Regions from separate parts of the Homo sapiens genome. Here region 2 is linked to region 1. Evidence: chromatin loops called from intact Hi-C (ENCODE). Cell type or tissue: A673. All regions are shown on one strand. Links, peaks and the distances in the headings refer to the core of each region. The heading gives the core; the rest is flanking DNA.

What was found. Peaks named below come from ENCODE experiments on the same cell type or tissue, not always from the same donor. Only the 100,000 strongest peaks of a DNase experiment are listed, where the experiment ranks them.
Region 2: a loop joins it to region 1, with 4 times the contacts of the local background. A loop is called at or near these places in 3 of 110 quality-filtered maps.

What each region holds. Positions count from the first base shown.
Region 1 is chrX:65,577,355-65,586,069 of GRCh38, reverse strand. No RefSeq gene overlaps it. Among named protein-coding and RNA genes, the nearest start is that of LAS1L, 47 kb to the right of the region's middle. In A673, for the core only: a CTCF peak has its summit at 3,979 (motif pointing left); a DNase peak (open chromatin) is centred at 3,939.
Region 2 is chrX:66,027,203-66,035,917 of GRCh38, reverse strand. VSIG4 (V-set and immunoglobulin domain containing 4) reads left to right here. Exons shown (of 8, transcript NM_007268.3): 2 at 2,088-2,444; 3 at 3,169-3,450; 4 at 7,806-7,868; 5 at 8,392-8,469. Among named protein-coding and RNA genes, the nearest start is that of VSIG4, 8.5 kb to the left of the region's middle. RefSeq lists an enhancer at 2,194-3,393. In A673, for the core only: a CTCF peak has its summit at 4,801 (motif pointing left); no DNase peak of the experiment used is centred there.

The DNA of each region.
Region 1 (8,715 bases), core at 443-8,442:
GGGAAGCGGAGGTTGCTAGACAGAGCGAGACTCCGTCTCCAAAAATAAATAAAATAATAATAATAAAAAAAACAAAAATAGAAAATTTAAAAATAAAAATTGGCAAATGAGACCTAGTTAAAGAGTTTCTGTACAGAAAAATAAACTATCAACAAAGTAAACACAATCTACAGAATGGGAGAAAATACTGTCAAACTCTGCATCCAACAAAGGTCTAATATCCACAATCTATAAGAAACTTAAATTAACAAGCAAAAAACTACAACCCCATTAAAAAGTGAGCAAAGGACATGAACAGTTTTCTTTTTTTGTTTGTTTGTTTGTTTGTTTTGTTTTGTTTTGTTTTTGAGATGGAGTTTCACTCTTGTTGCCCAGGCTGGAGTGCAGTGGTGCGATCTCAGCTCACCGCAACCTCTGCCACCCGGGTTCAAGGTATTCTCCTGCCTCAGCCTCCGAAGTAGCTGGGACTACAGGCACCTGCCACCACGCCTGGCTAATTTTTTGTATTTTTAGTAGAGACGAGGTTTCACTATGTTGGCCACATTGTTGGTCTCGAACTCCTGACCTCGTGAACCGCCCGCCTCAGCCTCCCAAAGTGCTAGGATTACAGGCATTAGCCACCGCGTCCGACCGACACTGTTCAAAAGAAGACACGCATGCAGCCAACAAGCATATGAAAAAACGTTCAACATCACTTATCATTAGAGAAATGCAAATCAAAACCACAGTGAGATACTATCTCACACCAGTCACAATGGCTAGCATTAAAAAGCCAAAAAATAACAGATGCTGGCAAGGCTGTGGAGAAAAGGGAATGTGAATACACTGCTGGTGGGAATGTAAATTAGTTCAGCCACTGTGGAAAGCAGTGTAGGACCAGGCATGGTGGCTCACTCCTGTAATCCCAGCACTTTGGGAGGCTGAGGCGGGAGGATCACTTGCGACAAGGAGTTTGAGACCAGTCTGGGCAACATAGCAAAACCCTGTCTCTACAAAATAAAAAAATAATAACATTAGCCAGGCATGGTGGCACACACCTGTAATCCTAGCAATTTGGGAGGCTGAAGTGGGAGGATCACTTGAGCCCAGAAGTTTGAGGCTACAATGAGCTATGATCATGCCACTACACTCCACCCTGGGTAACAGAGACCCTGTCTCAAAATAAATAAATAAATAAAAGAAAGCAGTGTGGCAGTTTCTCAAAGAACTCAAAACAGAATTCCCATTCGACCCAGCAATCCCATTGCTGGGTATACACCCAACCAAAGGAATATAAATTGTTCCATTATAGAGACACATGCGCGCCTATATTCATTGCAGCACTATTCACAATAGCAAAGACATGGAATAAACCTAAATGACCATCAATGATAGACTGGATAAAGAAAATGTGGGGCCAGGTGCGGTGGCTCATGCCTGTAATCCCAGCACTTTGGGAGGTCAAGGCAGGAGGATTGTTTGAGCCCAGGAGTTCAAGACAGCATGGGAAACATCGTGAAACCCTATCTCTACTAAAAATGCAAAAAGTAGCCAGGTGTGGTGGCACACGCCTGTAGTCTCAGCTACTTGAGAGGCCGAGGCACAAGAATCACTTGAGCCCGGGAGGCAGAGGTTGCAGTGAGCTGAGATCATGCCACTGCACTCCAGCCTGGGCGACAGAGTCAGACCTTGTCTCAATAATAATAATAATAATAATAATAAAGAAAATGTGGTGCATATAAACCATAGAATACTATGTAGACATAAAAAGCCTGCATGCAGTGGCTCACGCCTGTAATCCCAGCACTTTGGGAGGCCAAGGCTGGTGGATCACTTGAGGCCAGGGGTTCGAGACCAGCCTGGGCAACATGGCAAAACCCCATCTCTACCAAAAATACAAAAAGTAGCTGGCAATGGTGGTACACACCGGTAACCCCAGCTATTCAAGAGGCTAAGGCATGAGAATCCCTTGAGCCCAGGAGGTGGAGGTTGCAGTGAGCCAAGATCATGCCACTGCACTCCAGCCATGTCAATAGAGCAAGAATCTGTCTCCAAAAAAAGAAAAGGAATACTACACAGTCATTAAAAGGAGTGATAACATGTGCCTTGCAACAACATGAATGGAACTGGAGGCTATTATCCTAAGTGAACTAATGAGGAACAGAAAACCAAATACTGCATCCTCTCATTTATAAGTGGGAACTAAATGATGAGAACACATGGACACAGAGAGGGAAACAACAGAAACCAGGGCCTACTTGAGGGTGAAGGGTGGAAGGAGGGAGAGGATTGAGAAACTACCTATCGGGTACTGTGCTTATTACCTGGGTGACTAAATAATCTACAGTCAAACCCCCGTGACATGCAATTTACCTATATAACAAACCTGAACCTAAAATAAAAGTTAAATAAGCCAGCCACAGTGGCTTACGCCTGTAATCCCAGCACCTTGGGAGGCTGAGGCAGGTGGATCACCTGAGGTCAGGAGCTGGAGACCAGCCTGGCCAATATGGTAAAACTCTGTCTCTACTAAAAATACAAAAATTAGCCAGGCATAGTGGTGAGCACCTTTAATCCCAACTGCTCAGGAGGCTGAGGTTGCAGTGAGCTGAGATCATGCCATTGCACTCCTGCCTGGGTGACAGAGCGAGACTCTGTCTCAAAAAAAAATAATAATAATAAGTTAAATAATTTTTAAAAGCTTCTACTATGTAGGTTTTAGGACAGAGGAGAGTGGAATACTCGCTGTTGGAAGACTGCCCTCCTTCAGAATGCCCTCTCAGGCTCCCTTCCCCTTTAATCTACCATACTTTCAGTCAGGCTTGCCTGCCTTGTTCACCTTAACTGTCCCTTGGTGGCCTTGTATACGTATGAAGTACTGGGTCTTGCCCTCTCCATACGGGAGGGCTAGAACTCTGTCCATATCTTGGGAGCCTGTCCCATACGCTCTGTACCTTATCTGACCAGGTGAAAAGTCTCTGTAAATCCAGAATCTGGCCCCAAACCATTTTTGTGAACTCTTTTCCCACTCCGTCTCTCCTGCCACCTCAGACTACTCCCTATTCCGCCAAAACAGCATAATGTACCCATCCCTCATTTTTCCTTAAGCCATTCCTTCTGCCCAGAATGCCTGCCTTTCCCTCCCCCTCCTGCTCTCCCTTTCTCCAAACCCCTCCCCCACCACACACAGACATCTGTTCATCTTTCAAAGCCCAGTTAAAATGGCTCCTCCTCTGTGAGACCTTTCTTATCTGGTCAGAATATATCCCTCCTTCCTCCCTGTCACCTCCAGCAGTTTATAGTTCTATTTAGCACAGACTCCATTCTTCCTTGTGCACTGGTTATTTGTTTACTCATCTATTCCCCACTGGCTGGTAAACACTTTGAGGTTTACTCATCTTGGTGTCCCACCCACCATTCACTTCTCTCCCACCCACCACCGCAGCCTTGCCTCTATCACACAGTGCCTGGCATCTAGTTTGTGATCAATGTTTACTAAGCAAATGAATGGCTCCTTATCTTTTCCCTAGCGCCATGGAAAGCTCAAGAAAAATCCTGGCCCATGTGTTGTAGAGGATCCCTGCTTCCATGACCACCCCCTTCTCACCCTCACCCCCAAACCCATGCCTTGGCCCTTGTGCGCTTTTATTTTTTTTTTTTTACCCACCCTGTGTGTGACCCAAAGGCCCAAAATTGCATCGCTTGGATGTTCATTGGGAATTCACTCACATAGTTGCAAAATTATGAAGCTGGAAGGGATTTCAGGGACCCCCCCACCATCTGTCTCCTATTTCACAAAATGAGGAACTGAGGCGCCTAGAGGTCAAGAGATTTGCCCAAGTACCCTCAACATATTAGGAGCCTAGTCAGAACTAGATCCCTGAAAAGTTTTCGAGTTTTGATATTTGGTTTGCTTTGCGTGTAGCCACCGCCCACTAACCTTGCACAGAAAAATGGGTAAATGGCGCCACATAGTGGCTAAGAGGCTTAGCGTCACCTAATGGTCCTGTTCCTTAAAAGTGTAATTCCCAACCACATCCTGCTTTGCCTTTGTCTCCGAAAGAGGAGGATACAGGGAGGTCACCTTCCAGGAATATCCCGCAGAATATTCAAGTAGCCCCAGCTGCTCCAGGCAGGAAACAAGAGACAACCGTTTTCTTCAGTGTCTGCACCAGAAAGAGAGGGATTGGGGACAGCAGGCAGCTTGAAAGCCAGAGAGTCAGGCTTCCTAAAGGGGCTTGGAAGAGGCGTCTCAGACCTTCTGTAGCTGAACCAGCTCCGAAGCTGCCTCCTGGGCCTGTGTTGCTGGGCTGGCTGCTTTACTGAATGGTTCTTTGCCACATTTGGCCTGCCAGGAACTGGCTTCACAGCCTGACACAGGCCCTTCTACCCAAAATATGCAGGTCTGAAAACTCAGCGTCCAGAGCTGAGAGGTAAATACCCCTAGATTCTTTCAATAGAAATTTTAAACAAGCTATCTTGGAGGTTCGGAAGCTGGGCTTTTCCCTCTTCGCACATAGAATTGCACTCTAGTTGATGCGACCCACCACCCCCCGCCCCGCCCCACCCCATGAAGCCTTCCTCATCCAGCTCTTAGCAAGAATCTTCTACATTGTAGGTCAAAGGAAAAGGGACATTTAGACTCAGGCAGAAGAGGGAAAGGGGGACATATTTGGTGTCATATGCCAAGATCTGACAGCATGCCTCATCTGGGAATGGAGATTCTTGGAAGTTCAGGAGAAAACAAGAAGCTCCCTAGGGCTGAACCTAGGGCAGGGCCACCTGCTTGGCCCTGCCAATGAGCCGTCATCCTTGACCCCCGTTTGGCCTCTGGCTTGAAGCCTGGATGGAAGGAAAATGGGGGAGGATTTGGGCCCCCAGGAAAATGAGGCTTGGCCCTTGCTGGCTCTGGGAATAAAATTGGGGGCTGATGACTGAAAATCAGGCAGAGGCTCAACAACAAATCAAGCAAGAGTCCTGGGGTAAATGAATCTTCATTATTCTCCCATCTGGGCCGTGAGTTCTAGGAATTTGTCCAAAGGATGAGGCCCTGAGTGAGCTGGCTGCTGGCAGGCTGGTTGTGGTGCTTAGAAAATTGGGTGAGGGGAGGAAAGGATAATAAGTGAAGGGAAAATGGAGACCAGTGGGGGTAATAGGAGCTTAGGCAGGGGTCAAAGCATATTTTGTGGGCTGAGATGGAATTTATGCAGCCCAATGATGTTTAAATGAAGTGATCTTAGAAATCAATTTCCTGGTTGGCTTGGAACTCCTAGGAGTAAAGCAAGACAACTTTCCATACATGAAGGGCTCAGACCACAAGTTTCTCTTCCATCCATTCCCCTCTTCAGACCTGGAGCATACAATGCCATTGTCTCCTGGAGTTGTCCCCTCACCCCAAAGGGATGCTGATTCTGGAGCTCGGATGATTCTAATACTTGTTATCTAACCTCTTTACATCCATGGAGTATTCCATATACTTCAGCTACTTTTCAACATCTAACAATTAGAATGCCAGGGCAATCTGGCCATAATAGGTTACCACCTGGATGGCCATCTAATTAGCACCCCCATAGCTCTGTGAAGTTGGCAGGATGTGGAGAGCTCCCTCTTTCTCTCTCTCTCTCTCTCTCTCTGTCTGTCTAATACAGATGGAGTCTCTCTGTGTTGCCCAGGTTGCTCTTGAACTCCTGGGCTCAAGTGATCCTCCCGCCTCCCAAAGTGCTGGGATTACAGGTGTGAGCTACTACACCCAGCGGAGTTATCTCTATTTTGCAAAGGAGGAAACTGAGGCTCAGAGAGATGAAGTTGATTAGACGGAGAATATCCGTGCTGGATAGATCTCAGATCATTCTAGTCAAAATCACATTTTGATAATCAAGGCCCAACTCCTCCTACCCCTCAATGCCCATTTCCAGTGACTAGGTACTCAAACACCTGCAGCAACTTGGAAATCTCTATGATCTAAGGCAAACTTTGTCCTCAACCCATAGCCTATTAGGTATGGGGCTTGAACTAGGAAGCCAGGGCTTTAGAAAGGAGCTGGCACCTGACTTTGGGGAGCTTAGTGTTTCCCAAGTTGAAAGCTTTTACATGGTTTTAGCTAGTTTGCATCAGACATCCTCTTATGTTGTAGCCAAATCAAGACTCAAGGCGGGAGGGGGCAAAATCACCTGAGAAAAAGAAAGAGATAATAAGCGATAGAGTGCTGAAAATAAGCCTTTATCCTAGAAAAGTGTCTGGGCCAGGTAAAGGATGGGAGAGATGGGGTAGGACTGGAGGTGGGAAGGAAAGGAAAAGTCTAACCAACTCCATGGAACCCAGAAGATTTGAAGGATATCCAGCCAGCCTAGGATTAGAAGTTTGGATGCTGGTTAGAGGAGGCAGCACTGGGGTCTGATCCCAACTGGAATGCTACTACAATTGGGCCACTTTGTGCAGACCTTCCAGGTTAACAGCTGCCATGTTGCAGATAAACTCCTCATCCTTCACTGGAATGTCAAAGAATGAAATTTTAAGAGGAGGAATGCATGCCCAGGTGCGGTGGCTCATTCCTGTAATCCCAGCACTTTGACAGACCGAGATGGGTGGATCTCCTGAAATCAGGAGTTTGAGACCAGCCTGGCCAACATGGAGAAACCCCGTTGCTACTAAAAATACAGACATTAGTTGGGCGTGATGGTGGGCCCCTGTAATTCTAGCTACTGGGGAGGCTGAGGCATGAGAATCACTTGAACTCAGGAGGTGGAAGTTGCAGTGAGCCGAGATTGCACCACTGTACTCCAGCCTAGGCAACAGAGTGAGACTCCATCTCAAAAAAAAAAAAAAAAAAAAAAAAAAGGGTGTGTGGGGGGTGGAATGCAGCTCTCTTCTACCTCTGAGTAGCTGTTAAAAAAAAGGAATGCAGCTCTCTTCTAGCTCTGAGCAGCTGTTTTGGAATTGAAGGTGGGGGAGAAGTGTATCCCGAACCAGAGAAACTAACCTAAGAAATAATTCTATAGTGTTGCTATTATATAAGTAATAGGCATCATACATAAGACTAGTATTAGTAGGAAAACTGGGGCCCAGGGAGAAGTTATTGTTTACATGACATCAAAACTAAGCAGACCATTTGGTCCGTTTTGGTCAAATTGGTTCACCTGATTGATTTAGTGGAAAACAATTAGCTGAGCTTCTTGGCATGAAGCTTACCAAATAAAAAGTTCCTTCAACTAAATTTTTTGCTTTTCCACTCCATATTTTTGATTCATGGAGACACTAAGTCTGGTTCTCACCTCACCTTGAATCCTCAGCACAGAGGACAGAGGCACTTTTGTGCCCATCCCATGCCCACCACTGTTCCCTCTGCCCACCCTGCCCTTGCCAGACCTGGACTTACATCTAAGCAAGAAAAAGATTCTGTAGGAAATAGCTTAGAATATACTACTTCCTTTTCCCTCTCTCTCCCTCTGCTTCCTTCTCCCTCTCTCCCTGTTTACCTCCCTCCCATGGATATATAAAGGGCTCTGGACTCCTAATCCAGGGCCCAGCCCTCTATACTCTGCTAGCAGGGGCTTCCTCTCAACCAGCTTATCCACTCACTGGTTTTGACAGTAACCATCTGTTCCTGGGGAGACCTAAGGAAGCAGTAGGAATGGAAATGGTTTCCTTGCTCTCTCTTCAGTTAAAGAAACATTGTGAGGAGGAGAGAGCCATTTCCACACAGTCCTCTTATTCCTTGCATGGCCCTGCTCTTGAAAGTCACCCCTGGTGAGGGAGCCTTTGTCATATTTAAAGAAAAGGAAAGCAAGGAATTTTTCAAAGGAGTAAGAATAAGGAAGAGAAAAAACAAAAAAGGAAAGGAAGGGAAGGGAAGGACATGGGGTCTTTCTCAACCGAGGTTGGCTAGCCTGATCCCTGAATTCTCACTGGGACCTCTGCTGAGTTTTGAAGACCTTGGGAGCAATGAATTGCTCTACAACATCTGTATCCTCTTCACCTTGCTTGGCTTTCCCCCAGGAATTAGAGAGCCATCTTTTGTACAGCTGGGTATAAGTGAATGCATTTGTGAGTATTCATTTTAGGTTTTTGTTGTTGTTGTTGTTGTTGTTTCCGAAATAGAGTCTTGCTCTGTCACCCCAGGCCAGAGTGCAGTGGCACCGTTTCGGCTCACTGCAACCTCTGCCTCCCAGGTTCAAGTGATTCTCCTGCCTCAGTCTCCCAAGCAGCTAGTATTACAGGCACACACCATCATGCCTGGCTAATTTTTTTTTTTTTTTTAGTAGAGACTGGGTTTCACCATGTTGGCCAGGCTAGTCTCGAACTCCTGACCTCAAGCAATCCACCCACCTCGGCCTCCCAAAGTGCTGGGATTACAGGCGTTAGCCATCACACCCAGCCGAGTATTCATTTTGGATGCTTATGGCCAGGGAATGATAGGCAGGAAGCAAAACAATGGAAGAATGGTAGAGAGGGCTGTTGGGGAATGAGAGGAGTGAGTAACAATCAAGAGACAAAAGAAGTTAAGGGAAAAAAGGAAAAGAGAAGGTTGTACAGAGGGAGCTTTAAAAAAGGCATGAAGCTGAACCCTCAGCCTGGGGCCACCCCCACAACCCCTCACCCCATGTGGTACTGCCATCTAGTCTAACTAGAGGATGGCACCTCAATATCTGGATACATAGGTCCTGCCTCCTCAGTGAGCAGGAGACCAAAGTGTGAAGGCTCCTTTCCAACTTCCATGAAAACACTCCACCCAGAAGA
Region 2 (8,715 bases), core at 571-8,570, 450 kb before region 1:
TCAGCTCCCCTAAGGTCAGAAGGAAGACCTGCATATGCATAGACAAAGGCATTTTCAACTCACAGCAGAATGCTGCTTTGTTGCCCAAGAGGGGAATGTGAGAATGCTTTTCAGAGAAGAGGAGGGACATTGGGAAAGTCCAGAGGAAGATTAATGGGAAATAGCCTATTAAACCAAGAGGCTCAGATAGTTTTCATGGGGTTTAAGCATGGTATGTTTGTGCTTGCATGTGGCCAAAAATATGTATGGGCATGTGAGTCCATGATAATGAAAAGCTGTATCTGCAATCACATGGAGGTGTGAACTATCTATGGCACAGTGAAACCCACTACCTGGTGAAAATTCACCACCAGCTGGAACCTATAATTACATAACTTCTATTTCTATTATAGCCTATTAACACTTGACCACCTAAGATTAGAAGGGACCTTAAAGAGCAAGGCTAAGACCCAAACAAAGCCTAGAACTTCCCCCAGACAGTTTAATCCATCCATAGACAGCTCTGATTAATCACAAAGTTCGTTCTAAGGCAAACCATCTGTTCTGCGATGTGAAAAGCAGACAAGAATAACATAAAAAGAAATAGAATTAGGAAAATAGAGCAAACCAAAATCTGCCCCTCTTGTATTCCCATTCGTAGGTCTGAGTTCTGCTCTCTGCCAAATTCGAAGCATTCCAGAGAGTATGTAGTGGATCTAGCAACATGGACTTATGTTATTTATTCTTTTCTACTCAAGGGCTTTTTCTTGACTAAAATATGCTATTGATGTTCTAAGGGTCCCTGGTGAGGGCACAGGCTAGAGGCTTGATTTTATATCTCTATTAACAGAAGTCCTGATGCTGGACAGTATATTCTGGGAGTTAGAACGCATACACTCAACCCATCCAAAAGATGTCATCTTCCATCCGCTTGACTGAATACTGGGATTTCTAGGCTCAATAAAAGACTTTTATTCAGGAATACCTCATATCTTTGAAACCACCTCTCTTAGGAGAGACATGAATATATTGCCTAAATATACCCACCCCACACTCCTGGCCCCAGCTAAATAAAACAAAAAATCTTCTAAATAAGAGCTTATGGATGGAAAATTCTGATGGGAGGCAATGGCTGTTTCAACATCCCCACCTCCTTCCCCACCCCCACCCCCATCCCCAAGGGTTTCCTTCTCAAACACGCCAAGGAGCAATCTCCCATTGCTTCTATCACCACCCCTACTACAGCCAGCTTCAGGATTTCACTCAGAACCTTTTCCTCTCTAGACCAAAAATGGATGCAATCTTTTCCCCCTCAAGATGAAATTTTCCTATGTATCCTTGCTAAGAACTAAGAGAAACCAAAAGGAAAATAAACAAAAGAAATCAGAAAAAAAGTCAGGTTTACAAAGTGCAGGTTTTGAATTTAACAATAGCTAATGATTTTGTTAAACAGGAATGTGTATCCAGACTTCTTCCTCACACTTGGTTCCACCCTCAGTATTTCCTTTTGCCTGTCTTCCAGAGAACATCTTAGGGTTGGGACCCCACTCACTGAGGATTTCTAAGGGAACAAGAGAAGATAACAGGGCAGAGGGCCCTTTCTTGCTGATCTCAAAAGCCTCCACCTTTCTCCAGGTGCAAATTTACACAAAATGAAATAGTCCAGACCCAAATGCTTAGCATTTTTGCTTCCACATCTCTTTTGGAAAATGTGAAAAGAAAATTTTTTCATGGATTTGCAGAATGACAGATTTGATAGAATATCTAGAGCACCTACCACCCAAACTCTCCACATTATAGATGAAGTAAATGAATCTTCCACGGTAAGAAGGTGACTTACCTAGGATCACCTTCATAGCAAGACAGTAACATAAAAAGGACTTGAAACTCACAAGATCTAAACAATGTTAAAGGCTTTCATTCTGAAGACTGGTTCTGATTGATGAGAAGGCTGGCAAAGAGCAAAAGGGCACAGGTACACAAAAGTGTGATAGAAAGAAAGTTGAGTGGCATTTCTCAGAAACCTTTTGAGGTTTGTCACTGTCACCTTAGTTGCCAAGTAGGTATGCCATCTACGTTTGCTTCTTTCCTCTGTTCCGCCTCTTCAGGCCGTCCCATCCTGGAAGTGCCAGAGAGTGTAACAGGACCTTGGAAAGGGGATGTGAATCTTCCCTGCACCTATGACCCCCTGCAAGGCTACACCCAAGTCTTGGTGAAGTGGCTGGTACAACGTGGCTCAGACCCTGTCACCATCTTTCTACGTGACTCTTCTGGAGACCATATCCAGCAGGCAAAGTACCAGGGCCGCCTGCATGTGAGCCACAAGGTTCCAGGAGATGTATCCCTCCAATTGAGCACCCTGGAGATGGATGACCGGAGCCACTACACGTGTGAAGTCACCTGGCAGACTCCTGATGGCAACCAAGTCGTGAGAGATAAGATTACTGAGCTCCGTGTCCAGAAACGTGAGTCACTATGGGGGTAGGAAAGCACTGATAATCAATGAATCAATAGTGGATGTAATTCTAGAAAAGCCTGAAAAATCCAGAGGCCTTCGTTTATACAGAGGCTCTCCACAGGTATATGTGCTTATCAGAGGAAGTGGACAGGCAGAGGATTCTTAGGGTCAGCATTCCCATAGTTAAATTTAGGAAGTGCTGGGAAGGGTTCCTGACCTGCAAATCTCTATCCCTTCGAGTGTCCCAGAAATGCCAGTATCCATGGACTAGTTACCCTCCTTGGGCTCTGGGCTTTACAACTCAAAAATGAGTACATTTAATTTGTAGATAGATGCTGATAGAGAAGCTCTGGGGAAAGGGAGGCAGAGGTTAGCCAGGATAAGTTTGCTTGCTGGACAATTTTACAAAAGTCTGGCCCTGATAATCCACAACTGCAGGTAATCAAAAGCTCTACTTGAGCCCCAGAACAAACTACATTAATTTTAAAGGTCAGTTGATTTTTACTTCCAAGTATTCCAAAACCCCGGGTAATACCAAAAAGTACCTACCTTCAAAGGAAGCCATTTTATTTGTATTGCCCTTTCCTTCTTATTTCCTCCAAAGTCAGAAGCCCCCTTTAGTTCCAGTTGCAGATATATGCATGCCCTTACGCCCAACAAGAATGATTCAGCCTTTTGGTCCCATATCCTTATGACTGCCCAGAGTTTCCTGTCTTGTCTTTTCTTTGCAGTCTCTGTCTCCAAGCCCACAGTGACAACTGGCAGCGGTTATGGCTTCACGGTGCCCCAGGGAATGAGGATTAGCCTTCAATGCCAGGCTCGGGGTTCTCCTCCCATCAGTTATATTTGGTATAAGCAACAGACTAATAACCAGGAACCCATCAAAGTAGCAACCCTAAGTACCTTACTCTTCAAGCCTGCGGTGATAGCCGACTCAGGCTCCTATTTCTGCACTGCCAAGGGCCAGGTTGGCTCTGAGCAGCACAGCGACATTGTGAAGTTTGTGGTCAAAGGTGAGCGGCCCTCTTTCCTGGTGAGCATCTTAACACACAAGCTTGAAACAAAGATACCTCAAAAGGTGCCCTTATGCAAAAGAAGAATTGGGAGAGGAGGATCCCAAGCAGGCAATGGTTGTACAATCACAAAGAAAAAAAACTTGGACTGGGGACAACAGGGATAGAGACATTGCCTATCATGCCATAGGTTAAGTAGATAAAGACGGTAAAGGAAAGAGAGATTTACTAGCACATTGTATTTGCCAGATACAAAGTACAATAACTTGACACACATTTTCTCATTGAATCCCCACAACTGTCCCATGAGATAGTTATCATTACTCTTACTTTACAGAAGAGGAAACAGAGTCAGAAAGGGGAATCTACTTGCCCATGGTCTCACAGCAAGGAAGTATAAATCTGGATTTGTACTCAGATTTCATGCTCTTCCTACTATGTCTGATTGTTTCTCATGGTTGAATCTATATCAGATCCTGGGCACCCTTTGAAAGCTGTTGTTTTTTGTTTGTGTGTTCTGTTTGTTTGGTTATTGTTTTGCTTGTTTGATTAGGCTTGATCTAATATATCTACATGCTTTCTTTTAACTTCCCTCCCCCACTTCATTGTAAACCCAAATACAAGTTCTGGTTGAAGTATCCTTTAAGATGGGCTCTTGTTAATCAAGATCTGACTATTTCTTACAGCACTGTCCTGGGAGCACTACAAACTATGCATATAAAGACTGTAAGCTGAGGCTTAAATGAAGAGTCCAGCAGTGATATGTCCAGATGAGTTTTCTTAGCTTTCAAGAGATCTCCTTGGAAAGAAAGACACCCCAACAAGGTTACCATTGCCCAAAACATGTTGGAAACTAACTGATTTTAGGGAATTGCCCTCAGAACCATCTGAAAATTATTGTCTTCTGAGGATAGTTCTGTGTAAGGAGAGGGCGTAAACCTAGCCCAAATGGCTTATTACCATTTGGGCTAGGAGACTGATGTTGGTTTGAGACTCTTGTGTTTGCCTGGAGGAATTTGTTTCCCAAAGTTAAGCTGTAGTGAGGATGTGTGTGCTGTAGATCATGGTTTGTTAGTTTTGGGAGGAACAAGAGTGGTCCGCCCTGAAAGTTATATGAACAGTGTCCCAGTTCTCTAAGAGCTGACAGTCTGGTCAAGCAGAGAGGGCAGGGCGTGACCAGAAAGCCCAAGAATGTATACTTCATAAAGAGACTAATTGAACATTCTTGCCTTTCTGTGAGTTACTTCTCAGACCACCTAGGCAAGAACTTGCTCACAGTAAACCCTCCTGTTTATTCCTTCTCACAGTCAATGCTTATTACAGTGCTGTTAAGCAGTGCTCGCCATTGCCCCCTACTGACAGATAGGAAAACTGAGGCTCAGGGAAGTTATTCTCAGCCTTCCACTCTTCCCTGCTCTGTGAGCCAACGTAATCTTTCCTGGCTACCTCTACCTGCCTCCCTGTCCACCCAACCTTGTCCCCTGAGTCTGACCCCCTATTTCACCTCTGCCCTACGGAACTCTCAGCCCTTTCACCCTTCCACCTCACTCTGCACTGTTCTTTAGTTCTAGAATGACTCTGGAGGCCCTGCTTTTGCTCATGTTCTTGGACTGCTGAGCTTTGCTGACGAACAAAACAAAACACAGATATGAATTGACTCCACTTGAATTTTATGCTCTGCGATATGTACTGCCTGACCCCATGCCGTGTGTCTATTTGCTTATCTTTGTCTCATTCCTCATAGCAGCTTTTCAGCACATTTCTACCTTATTTCAGGCCCCCAGCCTTGCTCCTAAAAGATAAGGTAACTTCCTTCCTCTGTAAGAAGGTCCAGACCCTCTTCATATGTGAATTTTATCAACTACCCTCCTCTCTGCCTTGATATTTCCCTATCCATTTCCTCTTGGCTCAGAGTAAGGTATGCTTTGCTCCTCTCCACAACAAGCCCCTCCTCCTGAACTCTTAACATCAGCTACTCCAATGCCCTGCAATACCCTTTATCCTCTACCTAAGCCAAATAGATATGCATGTATAATATATGTATATATGTCAGTATGCAAGCCTAATACATACATATATATATGTTATTTTTCAAAAATCTTTCTCTCCATCTGCCACCTCATCTCTCCTATGTTCACTACCAACCTTCTCACGAAGGTAGCTTCCACCAGCTGAACCTCTCAATTCATTCACCACAACATAACTTTGTAATTTGGGGTCATCATTAACCTCCATATCACCAAATCCCAAGACCTCTCCATTCATACTTTTCCTCCTCAACATCTGTGTAGCAGTGGATCCTGTTGGCCATTTCTTCCACCTCAATATTCTTTTAATCACTGCTATTGATGACACCAACTTATCTTGGTTCTTCTAAGACCTTCCTGAATGATCCTTCTGAGACACCTTTGTTGGCTCTTTTTTCATTCACTCCTTAATTGTAAATGTTCTCAAAGACTCAATTCTTATTCATCTCTGCATGTATTTCTATATTATCAGGAGATTTTATTTACTTCTGTGGCTTCAAATATCACCTGTAGTCTGATGACTCTCCAACCATAATATTATCTGTATTTATTTTTTCCTGACTGCTAGATCCCAGTGTCTAGTTACCTTCTGGACAGCTTCATTTCTAATTTCAGCGTGTTCAAAACTGATCGTACCTTTTACTCACCAAACCTGTTCCTCAAACCTGTTAGAAAACATAGCAGTACCTTTGACTCCTCCTTCTCTTTTACCTCGCATCGTCAAATAATCATCAATATTACCAAGTGCTGTGAATTCACCTACTGAATCAGATACCTTATTAGGCTCTTTCTTTCTCTTCCTATACCCTCATGGTCTCATATTCTTTTTTAAAAAACAATTTCAATCATCTTCTAAATGTTCTCCCCATGTTCATACATTCTTACGAAGTCATCAACTTATTCAATATTTATTGAGTATATATTTTATGTCACTAGATTATAAAATTCAAGAGTGCAGAATTCTACCTGTCTACTTCATTGCTGTTTTTCAGAGCCCAGCAAAGTATCTGGCACAAAGAAGACACTAGACACTAGATGAATACTGTATTTGTTAATGAATGGGGAAAATATGCTATTGCCTTACCTTTGAAAATCCTACCACACTGTTGTCAGAATTATTTCCAAAAAAAATAGACTGAACAATTTTTGCTTCCTTTCTCAAAAGGAAGTAAACCTTTCTCAAAAGGTGTAACCTTCTGTTACACCCCATGGATCTTTCCAACTAAAGAACAAAGCCCAAACCCTTTTAGTCTGTTTTCAGCCTACCTATCCAGACTTATCTACTAATATGTTTCGCCACATCTAAAACGGAGCATGCTGTTTCCTCTGCTAGCAAGAGGGAGAAGCTTATGGTTTTCTCATGTCTTTTCTGAGCAGGTACATGGCCCTGTGCTTGTGTGTGGCCTCCTAGTTTCCCAGAACTGTGTCAGAACTCTTCAAAATCCCTATGGAAATCTTATTCCTCAACCATTTTTAAGGCTATTTTGGTTAGTTTTTTTTGTTTTCTCGCCTATTATCCATTGCCTCAGGCAGCTGTGTGACAAATGCTACCCCATCCCTGGGGAGAGGCTCTTAGCACTGGGTGACCAATAAAACAAGTCTTTTGAGTCAGGTCTTTCAGGGAACCACCAGACAGGCCAAATAATGGCAATTATTCAAAAATGAAGTTTGTTGGGCTCACTCCAGCACCTGGAATGGGGTTGTATGTTCAAGATTACCTCTGAGGTAGAAGGGGTAAGGGGACTAGGAGAAGTTAAAACAGCACAAAGCTTGCTGTTCTTACCAAAACTGGGATATTTTTCTTCCATAAATCCTGTCTAAGGTGCTGCAAACCTTTGGCTATTTTGCAAAATTCTAAAAAAAAAAAAAAAAAAAAAAAAAAGTTGATTACGTCAAATTTTGCATTATTTCACTGATGTTGTTAAAGGGTAAATTTCTGGAGGTTATTATGTCACCATTTTCACTGATGTCACCCATTGCCACTTTCTTTATGATACTTCCCAAGTTTCTCTCAAGAGAATTAATTACTAGGTCTCAGTTAGAAGTTAGTAAAAATAAAATATATTTTCCCATCCAAGTTGACTGACTCTCTGAACTCTAGCTACAGGTTCCTTCGAGATCTATTAATCCTGGGTTAAAAACTCTGTCCTTGATTGATGTATGAAAGATGAACAAGCAACACAGGACTTACCAGCATCATGACAGAAGTGTTGAGGCAGGTCCAAGTATGGACCTGAATGGCCTTTACTTACTTCCTATTTCCCTAGGGCATTAAACTATTCACCAAAGGGTACCAGGTCCCTTCAATCGGTTCCCTTTTCCTTGCAGACTCCTCAAAGCTACTCAAGACCAAGACTGAGGCACCTACAACCATGACATACCCCTTGAAAGGTGAGTTTTGCTAGAGTCTGAGGAAGTAGTAGAGGTTCAAAATGGTGTCATCGTAGCCAAGAAAGGAATCACAATGCCATGGAATGGCTAATAAACAGTCACTTGGTTCCTCAGAGAGAACATAGCAGTAAAGGAATGGAAACAAAAGAAAGGTAACAATGATGAATATATACTCTTTTTTTGTGAAAACTTCTGAGGCAAAAGGAAAGAGAGGGTTAGAATTACTCCCATTGGAAATACAAAAAACAAGAACACTAAATTCTATTCTGCTCCTAGTTTGACTTGCTGTGTGACTTTGGGTACATTACCTCCCCTCGATGGGAATTCTTCTCACTGCCCACACCTAACAGTAAGAAATGAAGATGCCTTATCTCATGGTACTAGTGGTTGATAACATGGTCAGGTACCCTGGAAAGTACAGCACAAATGGCCAGGGAAGGACTCCAACCTTTGCAACCATCTCCTATCTCTCAACTTTTTGAAAGAAGAGAGACATCTCTGACCCTATTCTCTATATTCATAGCAACATCTACAGTGAAGCAGTCCTGGGACTGGACCACTGACATGGATGGCTACCTTGGAGAGACCAGTGCTGGGCCAGGTAGGAATATTGTCAGGATTTCTATCTTTTCTTCTTGACTCTAAGCTTTGTGACCAAAACTTTCCCTTATGCACACTGTTCTACAGCATTGAAATCTGCAAATCATTACCTGCTATGTGCCAAGCAATGGTCAAGGGCACTGAGGATGGGTAAAGTGGGTAGGATGTAGAGAGAGAGATACAGATCCAGAGATGAGCAAAGTCAGAGTGAGGTTAAGGGGAGTGATAAATGTGCCCTTTATTTAGT